Linked DNA regions of Homo sapiens: region 2 is linked to region 1. The links are chromatin contacts, found by Hi-C or POLR2A ChIA-PET in ENCODE. All regions are on one chromosome and are shown on one strand. The core of a region is the stretch at or near the end of the contact, and the rest is flanking DNA. Distances in the headings are between cores, read along the strand shown.

Evidence for each region. Hi-C counts contacts between places; a loop is a spot of excess contacts on that map. ChIA-PET counts read pairs that join two places held with the same protein, here RNA polymerase II (POLR2A).
Region 2: a loop to region 1 is called in a map with no recorded cell type, with 5 times the contacts of the local background. The contact joins two enhancer-like sites. A Hi-C loop is called at or near these places in 1 of 168 maps with a recorded cell type or tissue (breast epithelium) and 2 of 37 single-sample maps with no recorded cell type. POLR2A ChIA-PET finds 5 or more read pairs at or near these places in 1 of 52 experiments (activated CD4-positive, alpha-beta T cell).

The regions. Positions count from the first base shown.
Region 1 is chr2:36,457,346-36,464,245 of GRCh38, reverse strand. The region is part of intron 4 of CRIM1 (cysteine rich transmembrane BMP regulator 1); the gene reads right to left. Among named protein-coding and RNA genes, the nearest start is that of CRIM1, 110 kb to the right of the region's middle. RefSeq lists silencers at 2,766-3,060, 3,186-3,480 and an enhancer at 4,969-5,648. Within about 2 kb of position 4,270, at least 9 of the 41 ENCODE cell types and tissues checked have a DNase peak (open chromatin) inside an H3K27ac peak, as active enhancers do.
Region 2 is chr2:36,528,847-36,535,746 of GRCh38, reverse strand. The region is part of intron 13 of CRIM1 (cysteine rich transmembrane BMP regulator 1); the gene reads right to left. Among named protein-coding and RNA genes, the nearest start is that of FEZ2, 66 kb to the left of the region's middle. Within about 2 kb of position 4,513, at least 3 of the 41 ENCODE cell types and tissues checked have a DNase peak (open chromatin) inside an H3K27ac peak, as active enhancers do.

The sequences.
Region 1 (6,900 bases), core at 3,021-5,520:
TATTGAGCGTAACAAACATTTTCTGGCTGACTCAGGGACATCTTCATATGTATCTGTTATGCTCTTCTGTGAATCGATGCTTGCACAGGCTAATACAGAGTGAGTGTTCCCGTGCTAAATGGCCTCATGTTGCTCCTTTGCTGCAACTGATGTTTAGGGTTTTTCAGAGATTTTCTGACTCCTGGTTCAATGATTAAGTTATTAGCTTTTTAGTATTTTCTTGTCAGTGTGATTGTCTTAAGTCCACTCTCATCTTGAGCAATATTTAATTTATGACTGTGCACAATAAAAGAAACGGACTGAAGACTGAGGAGCTCTTTATAAAGAGAGGGCCTAAGCTGTAGTAAGTGAACTTTATGACAGCTATCTTGGAAGCTGAAAGTCTTAATTTTTTGGATCTTAAGCTCCCACCTGAGCATCGATCTCTCTGCACGCATGAATGGGGGTGTTCCATGAGCTGCAAGCTGGCTGTGCTGGCTCTCACCCCTAACTTCGATGCTGCTGCAAAAATTGCTAAACGCAGAAGCCTGGCAAATACGGGCAGGTGAAATAAGAGGAGACAAAATGTTGCATCTGCTACAATGAAAGAGAGGCAGGACACAGGAAACTTAGGGCAGCTGGGTGTCAGCATGTGAATGTAAGATGAGGAAAGAGCCGCTAGATTTCTGCCCTGGGACTCCCCTGGGGAGAGATGTATGGGTCAGAGGGTGGAGAAGATGACGGCGGGAGTTCCCAGGTTGACAGGAGTAAAAGGAAGACATCCTAAAAAAAGACATCCTGGCAGGAAGTATGTGGGTATTTACATACGGTAGAGGTCAAGATCAGGAAAGGTAATGTTCCCAGCAGGGAAAACTATCAATACATTCATTAATTGTGCTTTTGTCCCCCCTTCTTATTTAAGTAATTGGTTTGTTCACTTATTGTTCTTTGGATCTTTAATAAATTAAAATATGCTTATAGTCCACAAGTACTTCAATAATGAGGCCCAGAGATTTAATTACATTTATAGTTAACCATGGAACTAGAAAAGAAATTACTTTAGGTTATGATTTGCATCAAGGACTATTAAAGCCACTGGAAAGGTGGCTTTAAACACCCCACTATCACCCCAAGGTAGGCTCCTTGAGGATTCTTCCATGTGGGGTGGCAGTTCTATTGGATTCCTGGGAGAAGAGGGTGTTAGGTCATTCAGGTTTTGCTGCAATTGTATTTCTACCAGTGGTTTCAAGTAAAGGTTTGCCTGTTTTGTGTGAGTAGAGCTTGGAGCTCTCAATTCATACGCTATATTCCTGCAGGACAATCATTTTCTAGCGCTGAGTAAATGTGAGCTGGGCTTTTAGTGCCTGATAAGGTCATCCCATACTTTGTCACGCTTATATCCCTAGCCATTGCAGTGGTAAGCACATAATCATACTGCTGTGATATAACAGTAACATTATATTGTTTACATTTATTGTACTTGGCACTCTGTACAACTTAAAACTCTCTGGAGTTTATAGATAAATGGGGCTAGAATACTGACAGGCCACACCCTGGCCCCAATGTGTAGATGTGATTACAATGAAAGCATCCCGCAAGAATAGCTGATTAACCTTCTCTTACAAATCTTCTATGATTCCACATTCTTGCCTACACACGTGCTCCAGGGAATCATTCTACTCTAAACACCTGAGAGTGTACAGTCAACCAAAAAATACCTCTTCAGATGTTGTCCTTCAACACTTGAACAACCTTTACTGAACACGTGCACTTACGTGCTGGGTTCTCTGCTATGCTGTTAGGAGTCACACCACACTGAACACCATGACTAAGTCTGCCATGAAGTCTTTTTTCCCCTTTTATGTTTGACCTATTTTCCCAACATTTGTTTAAAAAATTTACAATTTAAAAAATACATTTAGGGAGTACAAGTGCAAGTTTCTTATAGACATATATTGCATAGAGGTGAAGTGTGAGCTTTTAGTGTACCTGTCACCCAAAGAGTAAACATTATATGCATTACGTCTTCCTAACATTTAAATATTCCTATTTTTTTTTTAAAGTCCCTTACAAGTTGTCTCCAGCAGGCTACAGAAGAGCTGAAGTTGCACCCAACCACCTATTAACCCACCTAGGAAAGGAAAATGTTTTATGCTGAATCTTTACAACTAAACTGACTGCATAATAAAGATCCTGGTTTTGCTAGCTGGTGTGACCCCAGCTCCTGTCTCCTTGTTTCCTTCCCTGCAAAGCCTTCTGATCTACCTGTTGCCATCTTTTGACTTTTCACAGCTTCCCCTGAACGTGAAATTAGCATCTTAATCAAGAAAGAGCTGATGAAAGAACCACAAAAGGTAAAAATCTGGGCTTAGGTCAGATATCTATTGGGTAGCTATCTATTAGGTTAAAACCTTACTGAAACTGCCAGTTTTGCAGTTCGAAATGGTCAAATAGCAATTCCTTATTTTCAACATAATACAACTCACATGAGTTATCTTTTAACAGGTATGTTTACATTCACTCTGTCAGGTAACAAAAGGGGACCCCATCATGACCCATATTTGCCCAGGAAGTCTGTTATATCTACAAATGATATGAGTCCCATGTAGTTTTAAAAAATTCTTCAGTAAGATTATTCTAGATTCTCTGGTTAACACACACTGCAGGAGGTATTCTTCCCTTTCACCGATGGGAACAGGAGTTACACAGCTTAGTCAAGTGACCTGATTTTAAATAGGGTTTCCTGTTCTCTGTGTTTTCCACTAGAAGAGACTAGATTTTCCTCTACTGAGTCATGAACAGGAAATGCTGAACTACAGAAGAACTGACGCATGCAACCTGTACCGTCCTCACCACATTCTTTCTCTTCATTTTAATTCTTTTTGTCCTCCCTAATCTTTCCCTCCCTTTATCCCCATCTCTGGATAAGGAGCAAGCAAAGGAAAGGAGAACACAAAAGGGGCAGAGCAAACAGCATTTCATGAGAAAAGCTGCAGTGAGCTGATTTCAACACTTACCCCTCATTTCTGAAGCCCTCTCCCCAATTTCCAGTTCTAGTCCAATCTCCCCCTGCCCACGTCTCTGTCTCTCCCAAACCATGCTACACCCATCCTAAGGCTCAGTTCCCAAACTTCTGCAGTCAAAATTTATCTTCCATTACTCCTCATTTTATGTATCACTTTCTCAGCCTAGCATTCAACACTCTGAAGTCCATATAACCCTTTCTCAATTCTGTTTCCCAGTATTTCCCTTCATTTTCCATTGCTACGGTCATGCTCTTTTCTCCAAATAAGTCCGCACTTTGCTGTCTCTGCACTGCCTGCCCTAATGGCCTCTGCACATTCCTCATCCAGCCCTTATGCCCAGTTGTCTTTCTAGGCCAACCTCGGATAACAGCTTCTTCTCTGAACCCCCAAACACCACACTTTTCTTACAGCACCCTCTTTCTCTATTTTGTGGTAACTTGAGGACTCACCTTAACATAAGCTCTTCTAGTACCTATCATGTCTAGTCATATAAATGTTTCTTAAGTGGAAGTGAACTGCAGAGGAACAAGACAGGAATAACAGTAACACAACAAAACAAAAACACAAAAGAAAGTGAGGAGAGCACTGAGATTTCTCTACTGTGAATTCATAAAGGCCACCCCAGGCAGAGCTATTTGCATGACCTTGAGCAGAAGTGCTAAGGTTTTAAAAAATGAAACAAAACAGCTTTATTGAGATATAATTCACTTACGATAAGTATTCACCCTTTTAAAGTACACAATTCAGTGGTTTTATACTCACAAGGTTGTATAACCATCACTAGTACCTAATTTCAGAACATTTTCATCATCTCAAAAAGAAATCCTGTACTCACTAGCAGTCACTCCCTTTCCCCTGATCTCCGGCCCTTAGCAACCACTAATTTATGTTCTGTCTCTATGGACTTGCCAATTCTGGATAGTTCATATAAATGGAATCATACAATATGTGGGCTAAGGGCTTTTTAACTTCAAAGAAGATGCAACCTGTATTTGCAAGTAACCAGAAAAATAAAGCCTCTAATGTAATCCTTAGAGTTAATATAATGATCAATCGAGGTACCACATTAATAAATTTTTGCATAATGTAACCACAGCTGCAGCCAGGTGGGACTTGGTAAAGCTGTCTTTTTTTTTTCTCAAGTAGGTAATGGATTCAAGCTCAGTGGGCACCTGAGTGCCTGAGTACAATGGAACTCAGAAATCATGGAAACCCCTAGAGGGCACTCACCCCCTTAGGAGGTTCTGCTGACTGAAGGGCGGTGAGTACACATTTAAGCTTTCCCTTCATGTCCTTTGCTTCCTGGACTTCACAGACAATCCCAGGCAGGCCAGAAGGTCAGAGTCCGAGCTCCTGGGCATAGCTTGCAAGGTGCTCCTAAGTCTGCCTCTACCTGTTATTAGTTTCCATATTCTACTGGTTCCTGCACACACCCTACACTCCAGCAACAATGATGATCTGATGTCACTCAATCACCTGCCACCACCCCTTATCACTCCAGCCACAGCTCATGTCCACCCAGCCTCAAATCCCTGCCTCTCCCTTGCCCCTGGTGAATTCCCCACAACCTTAAGACCATCTACCCTGTAAGACCTTCTCTGGTCAAAAAACAAACAGGATTAATTTTCCCTCCTCTGACTTGCAACAGTACGTAACGGTAGTAACTCTTGAAGTGCATCGGCCCATCATACTAAATCAAAATCAGACTGTTTCTCCTGTGAATTCCTCTAGTGCAGGGGGCATGTCTTACTTGTCTTATAAATAATAGTAAAAAAATGATAAAGGTACCCAACCAATAATCTGAAATAAACTTTTTCATGGATACTAAGTCAGGGGTTAGACCATGTATTGTTTTATATTTTTTATTTTTATACATTTTAGACTGCAAGCTTCTAGGTACAGTGCTTTTCAAAATTAGTATGTGGAAGGAAAGACTATGGAATGTGTTTAAAATGCAGATGCCAGGGTACCCACTCAAACATTGTTTTTCTGCAGGTTTGGGGAGCGGCTCCAGAATCTGCCCATATAATAGGCTCTCCAGGAGAGTCTGCTGATGGGAATTTGCAATCCACTTTCCAAGAACTTTGTGCCTAGATGCGCAAAGCCTGGGTGGTCACAGTTTAATTTGTACTTTCCACTAAAAAAAAACAAAAAAGCAAAAAACAAGTACAACTAGTTTTAACATTATAATGAGAACAATGATTACTAGTACTTGTTTTAGATCACTTACAAAGACTCCTTCCTGCCTGAATACCATTGCTTAAAAGTGAGAGATACCACGAGGGAAGAAAAGAACAGAAATATTACCAATTTATCCAATACTGTCACCCAAAGAAGAAAAATGTGTGACTGCTAGCAAGCTACTTAAACTCTTGCAGACTGTTTTCTCATCCATAAAGTGAGACAGGTGGATCATAATAAACTCTTCTCTAAATATAAAATCCTTTGATTCTATCACTGCCATTCCCATTCCCGTCACTGCTGCAAACTGACCTCAGCTCATCCTCTTCTCACTCACCTGCACCCTGTCCTTCAGGAACATCAGTCACCTTGTGTCCCTTACTCCCCTGATCCTCCTCCTCTCCAAGCACCTCAACCTTCAGGCCCAGCTCAAGATAGGGCCTTTGCACTGGTGACGTTTTGTTTTTCGTGGGGGCATAATAATTATATAACTTTTTTTTCCCTACTAAAGAACTCTAAGCAAGGCCGGAAAAGAAACAACATGCTAGATGCTGTTGTCTCCCTACCACTAGGCATGTTTCAGACCCTACATAACTAAGCGCAAGGGTCAACAGTTTGTTTTACTACAATGACCAGAAAAACCTTAAAGGAAGATAACCTACAGGAGATTCCTGGAGGAGGCCACAGGGCTAGGAGTCCTGTTTGCCCCTCCCACAGCCCTTTCAGCAAAGAACAGGAATGCCCCTCAACCTCTGCCTCGCCCCGTCACCCCAGAGGTATCCTCCTGGTGTGGGTGCTGATGTTATCCTAACATTCCCCATAGTAGGCTCCTTCTGCAGAGGAGGCAGCTCGGAAGCAGCAAGCCATCATATTCCTCATCTTCCCCAGCAGACTCTGATCTTCCTCTGCCCGTATCCTAGAGGAAAACAAGTCAGTGAGGTCTTCTGGAAAAGATTTCTTTCAATACTGGATCTACTACACACCGGAAGTGAGTGCTTGAGGCCTTCAAAAGTGGAGACATGACCGCCTATAAATTAAAAACTACTTACAGGTGGGTGGGAGGTCGCCCTTTAGTCAGGAAACAAGGATAAATGAGGAGCAAAAAGGGCAAAGCCCTTGTGTTACTAGGATTCTACACAGTGTGTTAATGAAATAGCTTGTCGGGAATGGAAATTATAATGACATATAAAACACAGTGCTATTCTATAAAAAGTAGCTGCAACTTTAATTAAATTCGATGTACTATCTTTCTACTGATTAAATTTCTTACTCTTTCCAGGAATGTGTAAGTTTTTTTTTTTTTAAAGGCTGCAAATAAAATATCCAAAAAGAAACAGGTTTCCTATCTGAGGGTCCAACCCTTCTTATGGAAAACAGCACTCCTCCCTATGAAAGTTCCTTAGGCTCACAGTTTTCCTCGTGCCTCACCATAAGAGATTTACTACTATCTGTGTATGAATAACTAACCCTCCTTCACCCTTTCTCCCCTGTCTCAAGCTTATTCCTGCGTGATTTCCTGGCATTTACACCCCCTAACACTGACAGATGTGCTGTAGCCACAGCAAGTGCAGCCCTGCCCTGGGGATCACACTCTCCCCCCGCAGCCATCCCTCCCCTGTGTACAGTGAGCAGAAACTGTACCTTCTTCAACACTTTCCCTTTGAAGACCACCAGAAAAAATCACTCTGCCTTTCGTTGTTGTTGTTTTACGCTT
Region 2 (6,900 bases), core at 3,264-5,763, 71 kb before region 1:
CCTTTATAAATGGCACTAATAATGGCCTAATATTGTAAAATTTTTACTCCACAGATACAAATCTCAATCCATTGGGAGGGTGTTAGAAACAAGTCCAAGGAAGAAACTGAGATCGAGTGTTAAATGCATCATCTCTTATGTTGTCAACAACTTCTATCATTTTTCTCATTACTGCTGTCTAAGGTTCAACAAGGGGCATTAAGTAATCATGGAAAGTTCTAGTTGTAATCAGAAATCAATTTTTCAGTATCTATTAAAAAATGCACTTCCCTATGTTTGTAGATGCTCCACAGAAATTTTCTGGCACACTAGTTATTAGGCTAAAAACTCATTTGGAGGCTTTCAAAAGAAACTCATGATAGAAGTTCTTGATTAATATGGAATCCTTAAAAGAGGCGACTTCACTAAGGTATCCAAAATGCACGTGTCAAATTGGCTGAACAGAATCATCCAATGATGCCTAATTTAAGTAGTACTCTGAACTTCCTTTCCCCTCTCTCCTTCCCCCTCCCTCACCTTCCTTCCTTCTCCCTCCATCCTTCCTTCCCTCCTTTTTACCCTCCCTCCCTCCCTCCTGTCCTCCTTCCTTCCCCCTCTCTCCTTCCTTCCCCTTCCCTCCCTCCCTCCCTCCCTCCTTCCCTCTCTCCTTCATTCCTTCTTTCCTTCCTCTCTCCATACACATGAGAATAATGATGGGAAGAACTTAGACTGAGCCTGGACACTGCATTGAGGACATTAGTTTTGGCCATCAAATTTAGAGTCTATTTTGCTGAGAATTCTTTATGAAAAGAAGCAATGTTTGATAGAGCAGTATCACTGATTATATTTTACATGAACCTTGGCCCATACAATGCAATATCACTGAATAAAATTTGAGTAACAGTGTTACCGTACAAAGAAACCAGACAGGAGGTAAAACTCCTCATTCCATCTTGTCCATAACTCTTCTGACTCAAGGCCAAGCAGTGGTCTATACTGTCTATATTCTTTTTTTTTTCTTTCCTTCCTTCCTTCCATCTTCCTTTTCCTTCTTCCTGTCTTCCTTTTCCTTCTTCCTGTCTTCCTTTTCCTTCCTGTATTTCCTTCCTTCCTTCCCTTCCTTTCCCTTCCTGTCTGTATTTTCCTTCCTTCCTTCCTGTCCCTCCCTCCCTCTTCCTGTCTCTCCCTTCCTTCCTCCCTTCCTTCCTGTCCCTCCCTCTCTCCCTTCCTTCCTCTCCCTCCCTTCCCTATCCCTCTCTCCCTCCCTGTCCTTCCCTTCCTTCCTGCCTATATTTTCCTTCCTGTCCCTCCCCTCCCTCTCTCCCTCCCTTCCTGTCCCCTTCCTTCCTGTCTGTATTTTTCCCTTCCTTCCTTCCCCCTCCCTCCCTTCCTTCCCCTTCCCTCCCTCTTTCCTTCCCTCCTCCTCCCTCCCTCCTTTTCTCCTTCTTTCCTTCCCCCTCCCTCCTTCCTTTCTCATCCCTCCTTCCTGTCCCCTCCATCCTTTCTTTCCTCCTTCCCCCTCCCTCCTTCCCCACCCTCCTTCCTTCCTTATCTTTCCCATCCTTTTCTCCCTCCTTCCTTCCCACTCCCTCCTTCCTTCCTTCCTTCTTCCCCCTTCCTGCCCTCTCCCTCATTCTTCCCTCCTTTCCCCTCCTTCCCTCCCTCCTTCCTTCCTTTCCCCTCTCTCCTTCCCACTCCCTCACCTTCCTTCCTTCTCCCTCTGTCCTTCCTTCTCTCCTTTTCACCCTCCCTCCCTCCTTTCCTTCCTTCCTTCCTTCCCCCTCTCTCCTTCCTTCCCTTTCCCTCCCACCCTCTTTCCTTCCCTCTCTCCTTCATTCCTTCTTTCCTTCCCTTCCTCTCTCCACACACGAGAATAATGATGGGAAGAACTTAGACTGAGCGTGGACCTAAAGCACCTGGCTATGATGTGTGGTGTTTTCTGAATGATACTGACCTATGTAGAATAATTTCAACTGATGTATCAAAACCACAGAAGAAATATCAAAGATCAAATGCTGAGCTACAGCATACAGGGTTTATGTAAATACTCTTTCAGTAACTGTATGAGATCACTGTCTAAAAGAATATTTATAAAATGATATTATGAGAAAGAACAACCACTCTGAATGCCTTGGAGGCAATGGGAAAACCAATAACTTTTTTCTTTTTCTCAAGAGACAGGGTCTCACTCTGTTGCCCAGGCTGGAGTGTAGTGGTGCAATCATAGCTCTTTGAACTTCTGGGCTCAAGTGATCCTCCTACTTTAACCTCCTGAGTAGTTAGGACTACTAGTATGCACCATTATGCCTGGATAATTTTTAGGGTTTTTTTTTTTTTTTTTTGTGGAGATGGGGTCTCATTGTGTTGGCCAGGCTGGTCTTGAACTCCTGGCCTCAAGCTAGCTACCTGCCTTAGTCTCCCAAAATGCTGGAATTATAGGCATGAGCCACCAACACCTTGCTCAGTATCCTCATTTCTTTTCCTAGATACACTGTCTCCTTCAATGACACATAGGGACCCATTTGCGAAAACGCCATCAGGAAGTTTTGGAAGCTACCAGGTTTAAAGGGAGATGTGGTAGCTATTCCATGCAATTCGAGGTTCTATAAATTAAAATAATAGTCACTGTAGTCTTTTGGGGGAAACAGCATAATCTAATTGAGACTACATATAAATGTATTTTAAGCACTCAGCCTGAAGAGGGATGTAGAAATAAAGACTGGGAATATCCAACGAAAAATAACCAAAACAGTTTATGTGTGGCTATCAGGGTTGTGCCATTTAACTCTAAAGGCTACGTTTATTATTCCAACTGGTTTGCTTATTCTGACAATTAAGTTTTGTTCTTTGATACCTAATAATAATCGTAACTTCCACTTACTGAATGCCCACTACATACCAGGCCCTGTGTTAAGCATGTTACCTGCATCAATGCCATTTGATCTCCATTGCCCAATGGGTCAGGGTATTGTTTCAATTCTACAGAAAAATGAGGCACAAGATTCAATCAGTTGTCCAAGATGCACAGCTAGGAAGTGGCAGGGTGAGGAGGGGAACCACAGCGGGTCTGGTTCCACAGTCCGCCAGCACCTCTGTCTGTTGTGTGCCAAGCCGGATAACCTGTGGAGGGACCACTTGCCCGGACAAGGATCAATCAGTGCCACACAAACAAGCTGTTACTTCTCACTGACTCTTGAAAATGGGGACTCGAATTTATCTTTGTCTTCAAAGATAAATTGTCCTTTACCTGACTGCATCATACCTCACACAGTGCTATCAAGGAGTGGAGATAACCAAGTGGGTTATTTAGGTAATTTAGGATTCCTGGTCCTCCTTAGGAACATCTCTGTTTAACACTTCTCTCTCCCCTCACAATCTCTCCCTCCCACTCTCTCAAAGAGGATTAGAGGAGAATGTTCCAAGGAAACCATGAGGTATGACACTAACATAATAACGTTTATTTTTAAAACAAACCAATCAGGGGTTATATATCCAAATAAACATGATCCCCTTCTAAGTAGTCCTGGTAGGCTGTAAACTCTTCCAATGGTACTGCCGCTGCTGCACAGCTTTGGAATTTTCCTCTTGCGATGGCGTCCAGGGCCAATTTTGAAACGTGCAAAGAAGATGGTTACTATTTCACAGTTACACCTTGGTTTAGATCGGCTTCGCTACTTATTTTTCTCAGCTATGGCCCCTATCTTATCCGTCAGATTCAGTTTGAAATGACTTTTGGCCTCTTTCAGAAACAAAGTCTCTGCAAGAATACAAAGATTTACTTCTGCCATCACCGTCAACTACGTCAGGGACCTGGAGCCCTTTGCTGGATGCAGCTGGTCCTTCCATGGGGCTGCTTACCTCATGGGATGCTCAGACAAACATCTTCTTTTCTTTTGGGATTCAGATATGAGCAATATTATCTTGCATCACATATGATTACAATAAAAATATACAATGTCTTTCAGCAGTAGAGTCTGGAAAATTCAGTGTGGGTTCCCTCCTGCCTATTTTCCCTCAATTCTGGTTCATATCACAAGAGGAGGAAGAAGCGGCAAGGCCTTGAAATGTTAATTCCTTTCCGGTTAACTTCTTCAACTGTTTAAACTTCATTATCTTACCTCTTTTCAAGATAAGAAAAGAAGACTTAACAGGCTGTTAAGGCTGGACTTTGTTTTTACTCCTGAGCTATTTTAATTATGCCATAAAACTAATTAACAGCTAGGGAAAATCTAGAACTGTGTTATTTTCTTCCTCTACAAAGATCCAATTTAGTATTCCAGGAGTCACTGAGATGGTGGCACAGCCCTGCTCTGAAACTGACCATGATGTAGGATATACATGAGCCTCTGGAAAAAAAAAAAAACAAAAAACCAAAAACCAAAAACGCATCTCCAGATTCTTCCTCCTCTTTCCTCTGTGGAAGGATATAAAAACCAAAATGGACTCTAACCTATGTTATAGTTGGATTTCTTGATTTCTGCCTAGGAGGCAACTTCTTACATAGATACTTCAATTTCTAAATCTGGTGGTCATGAAGTCAGAGGCTTGGTGTGGGAGTAACCTCCTGGGAGGAAGTCAGGCTGCTTTAGAAATTGCATCAGTTCTTTCAAATCTCCTGCGTACTATTTAGAGTCCTGAAAAGTAATTTACTCTGGGATCCTGGTGGCCAAGAAGCTAAATGCAGCTCTTAATCTCAGAATAAGTCTCACTGCAAAACAAGCCAACACAGTACTATAACGGGGGCATTTGTTCTTCCCACACATTGAGATCAAGGCCCCCCGAGTGTCATCCTAAGTGTTGGGGATGCAGACGTGAACAAGGCATTCAAGGCCTTGGTCCTCAGGAGACGCTCCTGCACCCAGAGGGTCTCGTCAGCTTTGTGGGAGTCCATATCCAAATGGATGAGCCCAGTGTCTGGAAAAGACGCGCAGACAGCTGGTCCTGCTAATAACATGATATTACAGTTTGGGTTCTTAAGTTTGAGGTTTGAGGGATTTACAGAAAACTTCAGTGAAGTCATTTAGGCAGGCATACAAAGGGCCCATGTATACTATGGGTAACATGAGATTTAGAAAGGGGAGCGGTAGAAAAGGCAGCCAAGTATTACCAATGACATAGCTGACCTGGGCAAGAATAGGGGAAGTACTTCTAAAAATGTTAGTTTATACCTGTAACAATGCATTACAGCACTCTCTAAGCCACAAAGGAATAAAATACCACTTTCATTTCACTTTCTAACAAGACACTGAAATCCCTGGCTTGTCATGTGCTTTTCATTCTGTATTGTCGGTCACATGCTGGGCACAAACTCCACACTTGGAGAATAAATAGAATGTGAGCACCTCCTGTTTGAGAAACTGGCTTCACTTGTTTTTTTAAAAAACATAAAGAAGAGACTTAAACACATGGAAATTGTAATGATGCAGGGATCTGAGAAAATAATGTACGGGCCACTAAGAACTCATAGACAGAAGATGATGACTGATTTTCAATGCGCTGACTCACCAGGCCTTTACAGACTGTAAAAGAATGAAAAGATGGAACTCAACTGAAGTCTTGCTCAAAACAGATGCAGGGGGCCTAGACAATTTCAATGAGGCAGAGATCTAATACACAGTCATTCTGTCAGGAAATGATTAAAGAATTCTGGTTAAAAATGCAACAAATGCTTACTGATTTAATTAAATCTTTGGGTATTTTACTTTATAACTTTTAGCTTCCAATAAAAAAAAATCTGATCTTAATCCATCTTTCTTTTAAAAAAATGAGGTACATGCTGTCATGTCGGCTGACTCCTACCTCTCCATACTGCCTCAATCTTAATTGCTGTGAAAGCAGATTTGGCCACAGTTTAAGGCTTTTCTTAGAATTCCATTTTTGTTTTATTTTATTTCATTTATTTCTTAGGGTAGGAAGTGCAAGTAATTTATAAAGGTTAAAAGAGCCTATCAGATTTCTTCAACATACTAGAAAGAAATAGGTGATTGCTCAGGCTTCCAAGTCCTAGTTCTACAAAAAGAAATCTCACCAAACTAGTAAACACAGTCACTTTTGGCTGAGAACCACTGCATGCAGAGGACACAATTTCTCAGTAATAGAGCTTACTCCTTGTGTTAAGCATTTGTTATGGGTTGATTAAGCACTTCATGGATAGTTGTTGAAGGAAACATTTTATTTTCAACTTTAAATGTGGTCTCATGTCATAGTAGGGCCTACAATCCAAGATGCATCTACAGGTACATGGACATTATTCACATAAATCATTTTGGAAATATAAAAATGTCATTTTAAAAGGCAGGCAGAAACAACTAAAGATCAAGGTGGCCCAAATAAGGAGGAAGAAATACAACTTCTTTTAGGACTTAAAAGAAGCAATCCATGTAAAAGTCGGGGTATACCATCTTGTTAAGAAAACCTTAACGTAGAAGCCATTGGACCTTCCAGATTGGCCAGTTTCTGCACCTATAGAAGATGTTTTATCTGGTCACAGTCCAAGTCCTGTTAAGAAGACTCTGCCAGCAGTCTCCAGAGGGTTCTTATCAGGTGGGCCCTCTTGTGATGGGGTCTTCCCCCATATCCTTGACCACTAGAGGGTACAAAATCAGGTTTGGCCTCCTGGACCAAAATAAGAGAAAGGCAGATACTGTTGGATCTCTCTGGAAATAGCAGTGCAGCAGCCTAACTTCCGTGCAGCAGAGCTCTTTAAATTAAGAACGTGGGGCTGGAGCGGAGCACACCTAAAGACTATGCAGCTTAGGGGTTTTTCCCAAGTTAACCAGAACAACTTGAATTTCTGTTTACACAGCCGGGGGCCTGGAAAGGATACTGAAGTGAGAAGAGAAAGCTGCTTATGGAAGCAGCAAGATCAGTTGCTTCCTAGGGCATAGGGTAAGACCCAAACAAACTGAAATCAAACACTGC